2 separate regions of the Homo sapiens genome follow, and region 1 is linked to region 2. Evidence: read pairs that join two places in POLR2A ChIA-PET (ENCODE). Cell type or tissue: OCI-LY7. All regions are shown on one strand. Each heading gives the region's core, and the rest is flanking DNA. Links, peaks and the distances in the headings are about the cores only.

The links. Peaks named below come from ENCODE experiments on the same cell type or tissue, not always from the same donor. Only the 100,000 strongest peaks of a DNase experiment are listed, where the experiment ranks them.
Region 1: POLR2A ChIA-PET joins it to region 2 with 19 read pairs; 2 of 35 experiments call an interaction of 5 or more read pairs at or near these places.

Annotation. Positions count from the first base shown.
Region 1 is chr2:44,646,430-44,651,816 of GRCh38, reverse strand. All of the region lies in intron 3 of CAMKMT (calmodulin-lysine N-methyltransferase), which reads right to left. Among named protein-coding and RNA genes, the nearest start is that of CAMKMT, 290 kb to the right of the region's middle. In OCI-LY7, for the core only: no CTCF peak of the experiment used is centred there; no DNase peak of the experiment used is centred there.
Region 2 is chr2:44,706,075-44,711,461 of GRCh38, reverse strand. It overlaps CAMKMT (calmodulin-lysine N-methyltransferase), which reads right to left. Exons shown (of 11, transcript NM_024766.5): 5 at 5,121-5,175; 6 at 4,000-4,063. Among named protein-coding and RNA genes, the nearest start is that of LINC01833, 230 kb to the left of the region's middle. In OCI-LY7, for the core only: no CTCF peak of the experiment used is centred there; a DNase peak (open chromatin) is centred at 2,941; H3K4me3 peaks cover 683 bases.

The DNA of each region.
Region 1 (5,387 bases), core at 252-5,251, 60 kb after region 2:
AGTACAGGAGGATTTTAAACTCATTGTAAGTTGAATACATTTAAATATTTTTTAAATTATACGAAAGTTGGGAAAAGGATTCGTAATCATTCACCTTAACACAACTCCAGGCTCCCTAATACCTTCTACACACTTCACTATCTCACTGTTGCTGACTTTTTCCACATGCATACTTTTAAATTTACCATAACTGCAATCATAGATGCCACTTTCTAAAAACATGCAACTTTACTTATTTATTTAAGACAAAGTTTTACTCTGTCACCCAGGCTAGAGTGCCTTTTTTTGTATCTTTAGTAGAGACAGGGTTTCACCACGTTGGCCAGGCTGGTCTTAAACTCCTGACCTCAGGTGATCCACCCGCCTCGGCCTAGCAAAGTGCTGGGATTACAGGCATATGCCACGGCGTCTGGCTAAAAAACATGCAACTTTAAAACACAGGTATTTCTTCATGTTGCCACAGGTCATTACAAGAACTTTTGATGTCTGCATATTCCAAAAAAAGGATGCGTAAGTCAGTTGACTATTCTACTTTCAGGTAACTAGATTGCTCCCAAGTTTTCACTTTATTACAAATGGTTCTGCAATTAACAGCTTCATAAACACAGCTTTTTTCTTCTTTAGCCTATTTAGTTAGGGTAAGTTCCCAGAAACATCAATTGAATGAACATTTTATAGCTCTGGATGTATTTGCCAAATGCTCTTCAGAAGGATTATATCAATTTATATCACCATCAGCAATAGAGTAATTTATCAGTCACACTTCACTTTAAACTGCACTTTTAAACTATTACTGAACATTTTCCCATATGCTTGCTTAACAAACCTGGTGTTTTTAGATTGGCCACATCCTTTGACCAGCTAGCTATTGGGGTCTTAATAGTTGTATGAATTGTTCATGTCTATTGTCTGAATTATTCGTTGTAATGTTTCCAGTCTGTCATTTCCCACTGTTTTTTTTTTTTCTTGTGCAATAAGTTTTACAACTTTATACAGTTAGGACTTATGAATCTTTTATAATCTTTACTGATTCTTATAACCACACAAATATTCAAAAGACCAGTTCCTGCAATTCTATAAAATATTTAACTCTTTAACACATGTGTACATTTTTTTGGCATACAGTATAGTCTGGATTTTTAAACTTTCTTCTAAATTTGTAACCAGTTATTTGAAAATGGTTTATCAAGTAATCTTTCATATTGCCACAATTTTGTAGTTAAAGTAATTGTTTCTCAAACTAGGAATAAAAATAAGGCTTTTAAAAGTTCATTACTAATCCTAGGTATAAAGAAACGTCACTTGGAAATAGAGCATTTCTTATTTATATACTAAGCACAAAGCAATGATATTATGGATTGATCTCCTTCCCTCCACCTAACCCACAATACCTCAAAATATGACCTTATTTGGAAACAGGGTCACTGCAGATATTGTTAGTTAGGTTAAGATGAGGTGACACTGGAGTACAGTGGGCCCCTCGTCCAATATGACCGGCCACGTGAAGACAGAGAGACACCCAGGGAGAGCACCAGGTGACGACAAAGGTGGAGACTGGAGTGATGCAGCTGCAAGCCCAGGGACGCCAAAGATTGACAGCAGAAGCTACAAGGAGGCAGTGACGGACTCCCCTAGGGGTTTCAGATGGAGCATGGCTCTACACCTTGACTTTGGACTTCTAGCCTCCAGAACTGTGAAAGAATAATTTTGTTGTTTTAGGTAACTTAGTGTGTGGTACTTTGTTAAAGAAACCCCAGAGAACTAAAACAAATGGCTACAACTATAAAAATAAGACCAAACCAGATAGGAATTATGGAGAAGTTGTATTTCTTGCTCTGGCAGGCACTGTAGTTTGCTAGATTAATTTTCAGCCTCCCTCACAACTTATGGTGGCTGCGTGACACCATTCTGTCTAATGAGACATAAGTGGAAGATTTAGGGGAAAGACTTTCCTTCCTGATAAAATTACAAAGCTTCACAGGGAGAAGGCCTTGGCTAAAGGTACAGTGACCCGCTTGATACTAAGAATGAAAGCCACAGGGTAAGGACAGGAGAGCAGGAATGGGTGAGTTTGTTCTATCACATCTCTAACATATTTGAATAATTACTTGTTCGGTTTTCCATCACTACAGCCAAATGTTGGGAAAAAGAGAAGCCAAAATTTACTGTCATTTCAGCTTTATGAACAGTCATGGAAAATTTCACAACCCACATCAAGCAGCATCTGCATACATCCTATGAAGAGGATTTCTACCCAGCAGATGCCTGTCTTCCCTTCAAGCTCCAGTTCAGACGTTTCTCCCTTTAGGATGCTTTCTCTGGCTCCCTCAGACTGACCTCAGTATGTTTTTCTGCTTGCTCCATTAATGTCATTTACAGACCTTTATTTTTAATCCAGATCACATCATATTGCAATTATCCAACTTCCTTCTCTTTCTGACTAGAGCCGTCTGAGCACAGAGTCCCTGTTTTTTCATCTTAGTACGGCCAGCACCTAGGACTGAACCTGGAACTCAGTAGGTACTCAATAAATGGTGGCCGAATTAACAAAAGAATGAGAAAAGTCACTGAACCTCAAGGGCAGGAAAACTGAAAGGAAACAGGATCCAAGAGCAACAAGAGTGTGCTAGGCTTTTAATTATCAAACCATTTTCCCCCCCTCACTGAAGGGAAAAACCTGTTCAATATACCCCCAGTTAAAATGTCATCTCACTTATATCATGATTTAGTGGGATATGTGTATGTGTGATTTTTGTTTCATTAGTATTTACTATGTGCTAGGCATCACGCTAGAAGTGTTATATTAAATATCTCATTTAATCCCTTCAACACCTTCTGAGGCAGTGGCAGCTCTAGATGACTTTTTATAAAGAAAGGGTTTATAGTAGTAATTTGGTTAGAAGTGGATGACTATAGTACTTGTCTGGAAGCTGTGTTCACCTAGCTGGCTCATGTTTTTGTTTTTACTTAGATTGTATATTTATTTGGGGTAGTCTAGGGGAGAAAGCTGGTGGAGATTATAGAAGGGTTATGAAGCAACGCTAACTTCACCTTGAAGATATCACTGCTCTCAAAGGTAGCATTAGTCTGATTACTCATTTCACAGATACAAAAGCTGAGACCTAGAAAGGTTAAGAAATACACCCAAGGTTAGTAAGTGATGGTGAAGGAGTTAAGACTCAGGCATTCTGACTGAAAGCCCTGTGTATGGTCTTTAAAAGGATTTTACATTTCTTATAGTTTAAGAAATGATTTTATTGCATCCATTGGTCCCATATCAGCTGTTCAATATCTTTCAGAACAAATGTAATCTTTCTTCCAATGACGGCCCTTCAAATGTTTGAAGAATGCCATCATGTTCTCCATGACAGGCAAAATATCTTAAATGGTTCCTCATATGAGATTTTAAATTTTTGTACTTTTTTTGAAAATTTAATAAATAATCATGCATTTATTGGGGAAAAAATTATTAAAAAGTGTGAGAATACAATTTGAAAGTCTGCCCACCACCAAACTCCAGTCCTCAATTTCTACTCTGCAGGAGTAATTGTTGCTGACAATTAGGTGGGCCTTCCAGAGCTTTTTCTATCAAACCTAAATATAAAAATAAACAAATATACATAAATATTTCTTTTTTATATACATGGCATTATACTATACATAATGTTCTACAACAAGCTTTTTTTTCATGACATGTCATTGGACACCCTTCCCTGTCAATACATATAAGATTGACCTCATTCTTTTTAACAATTGCCTAGTGTAGATGTGCTAACTTTTACTTAACTGTTTCTTCATTCGGGTTTTTAATCTCCACTTTTTCCTAATACAGATAATGGTGTAGTGAACATCCTTATACAGGCAATCATTGCTGTTCATAGTTTCTTTTTTTTTTTTTTTTTTTTTTTTGAGACGGAGTCTCACTCTGTCGCCCAGGCTGGAGTGTAGTGGTGGGATCTCGGCTCACTGCAAGCTCCACCTCCTGGGTTCACACCATTCTCCTGCCTCAGCCTCCTGAGTAGCTGGGACTACAGGCGCCCACTACCACGCCTGGCTAATTTTTTTGTATTTTTTTAGTAGAGACGGGGTTTCACCGTGTTAGCCAGGATGGTCTTGATCTCCTGACCTCGTGATCCACCCGCCTCAGCCTCCCGAAGTGCTAGGATTACAGGTGTGAGCCACTGTGCCCGGCCCATAGTTTCAATATTCACAAATTTCAGTTATCACAGTTGTCCCCCGAGCAACACAGTTCAAGTTTCAGTTACCACAGAATGTTAACTATGAGTAACTGCATGAAGTACAAACTTCACTGCTTGGTCTCTACAAATTGCTATGTAAATAACACATGCGCATCATGATCAGTGACCAATCACATCACTTCTTTTAAGTCTGTTGGTGATTGTTCACTGCACTTCATTATTCAGTCCATGCACAGACAGCAAAGAATGTAGTTTTGCTTTTCCCTGTCTCCCAGTGATAAACCAACGTGACACTTTACGAAAAGGGGTAACTGAAAAAGGAAAACTGACCAACAAAAAGGAAGGTACAACAAAGAAACTAAAAGTGAGAACAGTAGAATTAAAATTTGAATTGAATGTCAATGGAGTTATTGTAGTTGACCACAGGAATGTTGACAATTGCTGCCACTGGGGAGACTCTAGCTAGCTATGTAGCTAGAGGAACTTAGTAACATAGTTTCACCATGTTAGCCAGGATGGTCTTGATCTCCTGACCTCGTGTTCTGCCCGCCTCGGCCTCCCAAAGTGCTGGAATTACAGGCGTGAGCCACCGCGCCCGGCCAAGGAATACTTTTAAAATATACCATTGATAAGAAAAGTAAGCAGAAAAATATACTTTCCCTAATAGCCTTTTCATATCACTTTCACCTTCCAACTGGAGAAGAGCACAGACCCATTGGCTCTCATCCTTCTTTCATCTAAGACATGAACCATCGTTTACTAACCAGAGACAACATGCAGCTCTTTAAAAAGCACTAATATACCTTCCTGGAGAATCTAGTGTCTCTAAAGTCTTTGGCTTCTCACTAAGGAAACTTGGGGGCCTGGTGGTGGTTTTCTTTGAAGCAATTTGAATAAAGTGTTTCCAAATTATAATCAATGTAAGATTATTGAGATTCATGGTTTTGGGGAAAAAGGGTAGAAAGTTTCTTGTGGGAAGATTTTCTAGGCTAGCTTAAAGAACAGGCTGGGCAAATGTTCACCTTAGTATAAAGTGCACAGATTTGGTGAGGAGATTCTGACAGGACTTCGCACATCTAGGCAGTGAAGATTTGAAATAATCTACTAGGTTTTATTGCAGTCAGTACTAATTCAGCTTCAGAATCACTGGATGGAATTGTAAGAAGTTTGTTGAACTTTCTCTTTCCC
Region 2 (5,387 bases), core at 124-5,123:
TGAACATTTATACTGTAGAATTTAAATAACCAAAGTTATCAAAGAACTTCTGCCCTTCATGTATATAAATGTATTCTAGCCAAGGCAAAATCTGTGCCCCACAAGGATAGGTACTAGACCTATCTTGTTCACTATTGTATCTTTAGCACCTGTAATGACATGCCATTAATATTGGTTGAATTAATTTTAATTTAATTCCAAAAAATACATATTTGTTGTGCTGCTACCCAATCTGAGGCACATATAGTTTACTTATGACTCATCAGTAGATGGAAGTACAGCCGGCATTGGAAGAAGAAGCCTGGACACAGGAAGATGGCCCGGGATTTCCGTGTTATTAACCATCTATGGTACAGGCTGCACAGCCCACACGAAGCTTCACTTATTAGTTACTCAAGTCAGGGATTGTATTAAATAAAAATAATGTTAAACCAGGGGTGTCTCCTTTAAAAAGCACAGGGGATTTACCCATTTTTGGAGAATCCTAAGTTCAAGATCATGATCCACACTGTGCATACTTTGGGGATAAGATGCTTACAGAGAAATGGGTCACCAAACATTGGAATTTTCTGCATAGAACTGCTAGATGTTTACTAAGGCAGGGTGCTTGTGCTGGGCACATTAGTGATTGTAGCCAGAGAGGGTTGCTCACCTTCAGGAGTTCTACTTTTATTCATTATAATTTAGAAGAGGCTTAGCATCAATAATAACTCAGTATACCATGTCTCTCTCCTATTCCTAGGTCATTGTTATCACAAGTTACAAACCTTATGGAGTAATTATTATATGTGGGCAGTTGAAGATTTCTTTCTTGACACTAAAGGGGCATTGCCAAAAAAAAAAGAAAAGGAACATGTTTCACACTATTTTAGAATAAATTTGAGAACTGGACAAACCAAATGATCCCATTTCTAATTTATCCTTTGTTCTCTTGGGGTACAGATAAAATGGCATCTGTAGGGAAGAGCAGCTCTCAGGTGTGGGGGCTTTGAGTTCGTAGACCCAGCAATGCAGTTTAAGGATCAAGGAGACTTTAGGGAAAACTACCCATGAATCTAAGAAAATATTTGTGACTTAAAAATTTTTACCTCAAGTCTTAATATCTTTCCAGACATCTCTGTTTAATAAATCTCAGATCAACATCTAGCTTTTCAGAGTCAAGTTGGAAAACTCAAGAAGACATAGGCAATCCATCTGATACATTTTAGGGAGATAATAAATAAACTCAAAACTGGTTGACATGCTTCTGTGATATAAAGATTCAGAACCAATCCATTCATTGCCTCACATACTAAAACAAATAGAAATAATATAAAATTAAAAGGAAATATCAGGAAATGCTGTTTTTTTTTTTAAAAAAAGGTAAAAATCAGAATCTTAGAAGCTTAAGAGACTAAGAAGATTCAGTTGGATTCATTAAATTCAGAAGCCAAGAACAAAAAAAATAATTTTTAAAATGATAAGAATAATATACAGGCCAATACTCAGATGCGATATGCCATTGCCAGGCCAATTTTCAATTACATTTCACTGATGTATTCATTTGTTTCTTAATGTGCTCATCTTGCCCATTAAGAATAATTAGCAGCTTTACTAACAGATTTTCTGGCTTCTGGCAATGTTTCTCCCCCTTTTTTTGTTGACATCCACTTTTACTTCTTAGAAAGTAATTTTTGAATAATATCCTACAACTGCTATATAATTTAGACTTCCTAAAATTTTAAAGGAAAGATGTAAACAGTAATTTTTAAATAAGTTTGTTTCAATCTATATGCATCAATAGTATGTGATTCAGTGAATTAGTTATTCTTACAGAAAGTGGGCATGCAAATAGAAAAAAAAATCATTCATATTAACCTCAGTCAGTAAAACAGATGACAACGAATGCCAATTGTAAGCTCTGTTAGCAAATCAAGAATAACATTAGTATTAAAAGCAGGAAAAACACATTGCCAATTTTAAGGCTTTATGCATGCTTTTTCTCTTAATTAAAAAAAATTAGATCTGGTTACAACAGAAAAAGGCATACAAACACAGAACAACTGCATGGTAAAAACGGAACTCCATCAGGAAAGTCCTAAGAGATGAAATAAAACACACTACCAGTTTTGGTCTGCATCCTGAAAAGACCTACTTTATCTACTTTGTAAAGTTCTTCCCCTCCTGCCCTTTGGCACCCCGCTATATTAAACCCATTGTAAAACCCAGCACAATAAAGCACTCTCAGGGCTGAGCTTCTGAGGACCAAATGTTAAAAATCCATTTTCTTGGGAGGGGGCTGTACCAATCATTTCTTTGAAAGGCCGGCAGAATGAATACAGAATCTGAGATTTCCTCTCTGATTTCAAAAGCTGGCATGGCATCTTTGTTGTTTAAAGCAAAGGTGTGTTAATTAATGACATTAGCATTGCTTCCCTTCTTTGGAAGCTCTGTAGTTTAGCTCAATAATAATTTTAGAACAATTAGACTTACATACTGACTACAGATGTTTCCCATAGTTTGATAAAAGTTCTAATTGGTTTCTGACGCTATTAAATAAGACACCTGCTGACTTGAAAAAAACCTTAGGTTACCGGGCCCAAGCTGAAAGTTTCTGTGGCTAAAATAATCTTCTCTTGTCCAATAATCCTGCTCCCCCCACCCTCTAAAAATTCTCTGGGGCTGAGCTGGCATACCTGAGCTTCCTCTTGCTCTGTATTCCCTGACATAAGGAGGAGGAGCACAGTGAAATGATACATGGATACATGCACGAAATAACTCAGAATAAAGCAGAGTGAATGAAAAAACATCTGCTCATCTTCAGGAATATTTTGAAAAACTTGAGACAGTCTCAAGAACGTGATTAAAATCCTGCATTTAAAAAAAGGAAGCACCTTTTGTGATCTCCTTCCCTTGTGTGAAAGGCCAAGATTGTGATTGGCTGTTTTTCCTTCCTGAATTTTTTTTAAGTCTGTCAGGCAATTAGCTGGGTGGGGCTCTGTAGAGCATACAAGTGTTACTGAACAATATTAGCTACTGTGCTTCTCGTTCCTCCTTTCTCCTGTTTGAGCAGCTTGATGAAGCTGCTGCATATTTTGAAAAAATCATATGGCAGAAGTCGAAAAAGAAAATCAGAAATAGATTGTATGTAAGATGCCACAGAAATCAAAACTGCTTTGGCAGTTTAGGAGCTTAAAATTCAAATAAGTAGATTGTCTCCCTCATAATGTAAATGTAAGGCACACCAAAAAAAAAAAAAAAAAAAAAAAAATCCAAAGCAAACATATCTGCCACTTTTCCTCTCAGTTTCTAACAGCTGTTAACTGCCCCTGAACAAATCAGCTCGACTGCTAAAGTAGCTACATTTATGCTTGCTTTCTTAGTTAAAGTACAGTTCAATTTTCATGAACTCTGTGTACATATTAGTAAAGCATAATCTAATGGAGTTTGAACTGCAATAGCATAGCAGAAAAATAGAGATAGCTTGTATAATCCTAAATAAAATCCTAAATAAAAGGAAATAATGAAGAACTGACAGCTGTTCCAGTGGGGGATATAGGTACCCTCAGCAATTAGACCAGGCACAATATTATACAGTACATACAATATCAAGTGTATAAATGTAATAACAAACATGAAGCTGGAAGTTAATATTTGCCAGCAATATCCAAATACAATAAATACCAAATAATTTGTTTTACACTGGCAAATTCCAATGGAAATAAAAGAACAAGAATGCTTGAAAATTATTATGAAACAAATTTTCTTATTGCCTCGGGAGGTCCACAAAAATAGGCTCCTTTCATGAGAGATGTCTATAAAAATCTATGGAAAGAAAAAAACCTACGGAGTTGTATGCAAGGAATTCATATATTTCTACTTTTTCTTAATTACTTATCATGTATGTAGGGGGGAAACTCTCTTTTAATACCCCATGCTGTCTTTCTTTATATCAATTGTTACTCAGCCAGGAAAAAGGAATGAGCACAACAAACCCGTTTTCTATCTGAATAAGGATACTTCTGATGGCCTTTTCATTCCCATCAGTTAACAGAACTTCTTTGACATCTGCAGAAATAGCAACCTGAAAAAAAAAAGGGAGCACAGCAAACAATGAGCAAATATGCTTGTCTGTGTGGAAGTGAAGACAGGAGTGACAAGCCTTCAGTATCATGCTTCCTCACCTATTTCTCTGTAACAATCTTCAATCTTTTTTCATTTTATGTCTGCATTATTTTAATCATTCAATCAAATCAGTCAATACTTTTATCATTCCATTTGCGGGAGCCTCTATCTTGCTATCATTCTGTTCGGTAATTGCATTGTGACAGCGGATGATGGTATTCTGAGAGGCTTTCATTTGTGGGCTTCTGTTTATCTAGTAGAGCCATCATACAAGGCTGTCACTCTGCCTTTCAGCTTGCTTCTGTCTGACTGCCTGATGCCCTTCATATAACTTTGCATTGCAGGCAGATGGCTTTGTGAGGGTAATTTTTTTGTGAGCTTTGACATGCTCGCACATTGGGCTGTAACCTCGACACATTGTATAAGAGCGACAGGTTTGTCAAATGCCAATCAGTGTAACAATATGCTTTTATTTGTAGAGACATAAAAACTTGTCTAATGCACTGTGCTGCTACATAATATCTCCTGAATACATGACTCAGAACCCAGAGAATGGGGAACGACGTTCCTGAATGGCCAATCTAATTCAAAAGAATCTAATTACTGAGCGCTCTGGATCATGTTTGTTGGTGTAATAATGCAGGCAAAACATTAGCAGCTATATCATGGTGCTCCAACTGTGATTCGCCGGGCTATTCCTGTATCTTAGCAAATGGGACTATAATCTGAAAAAAAAAAAAAAAATGCTTTCGCTATGGCAAAGAAAGACTGTGCGAGGCCTGGAATGTCACAACAAGCAATATTGACTACACTGAGGTAAAATGTTTCTGCTCATCGAGGCAACCATAAAATCAATATGATCCGAAAGTAAGTCAATCTAGAAGGTCTCTCAAGACCCGGCAGCTTGACCGCAGCTGATGCTGTTGACGGTTCTCTGACCCAGCAGTTGGAGGCCCTGGAACATTTTTCCTTTTGTTCCTCCCTCTGAATGGGATTGGAATGGAGAAAAGACCTACCATGAGCCCAGCCAAGCATGTCATGCCACCCCCTAGCTCACACACAGCAAGGGCCCTGAAAGAGAGAAAAGAAATGGTAGAACCCATACAAATTAGATGAAAATGGTCAGAGAGAGATATATGTTACAAGAACAAATTGCCATCTGCAGTAAGAACGGCGCTACCAGGAAGTTGTAGAGACATGACTAGGCTACCTCATGTCGTTTTGCGTTTTAAAAATAATTATGAAATAGAAAAGTCACAAAGCAGGCAAATCAGTGGGGGTTC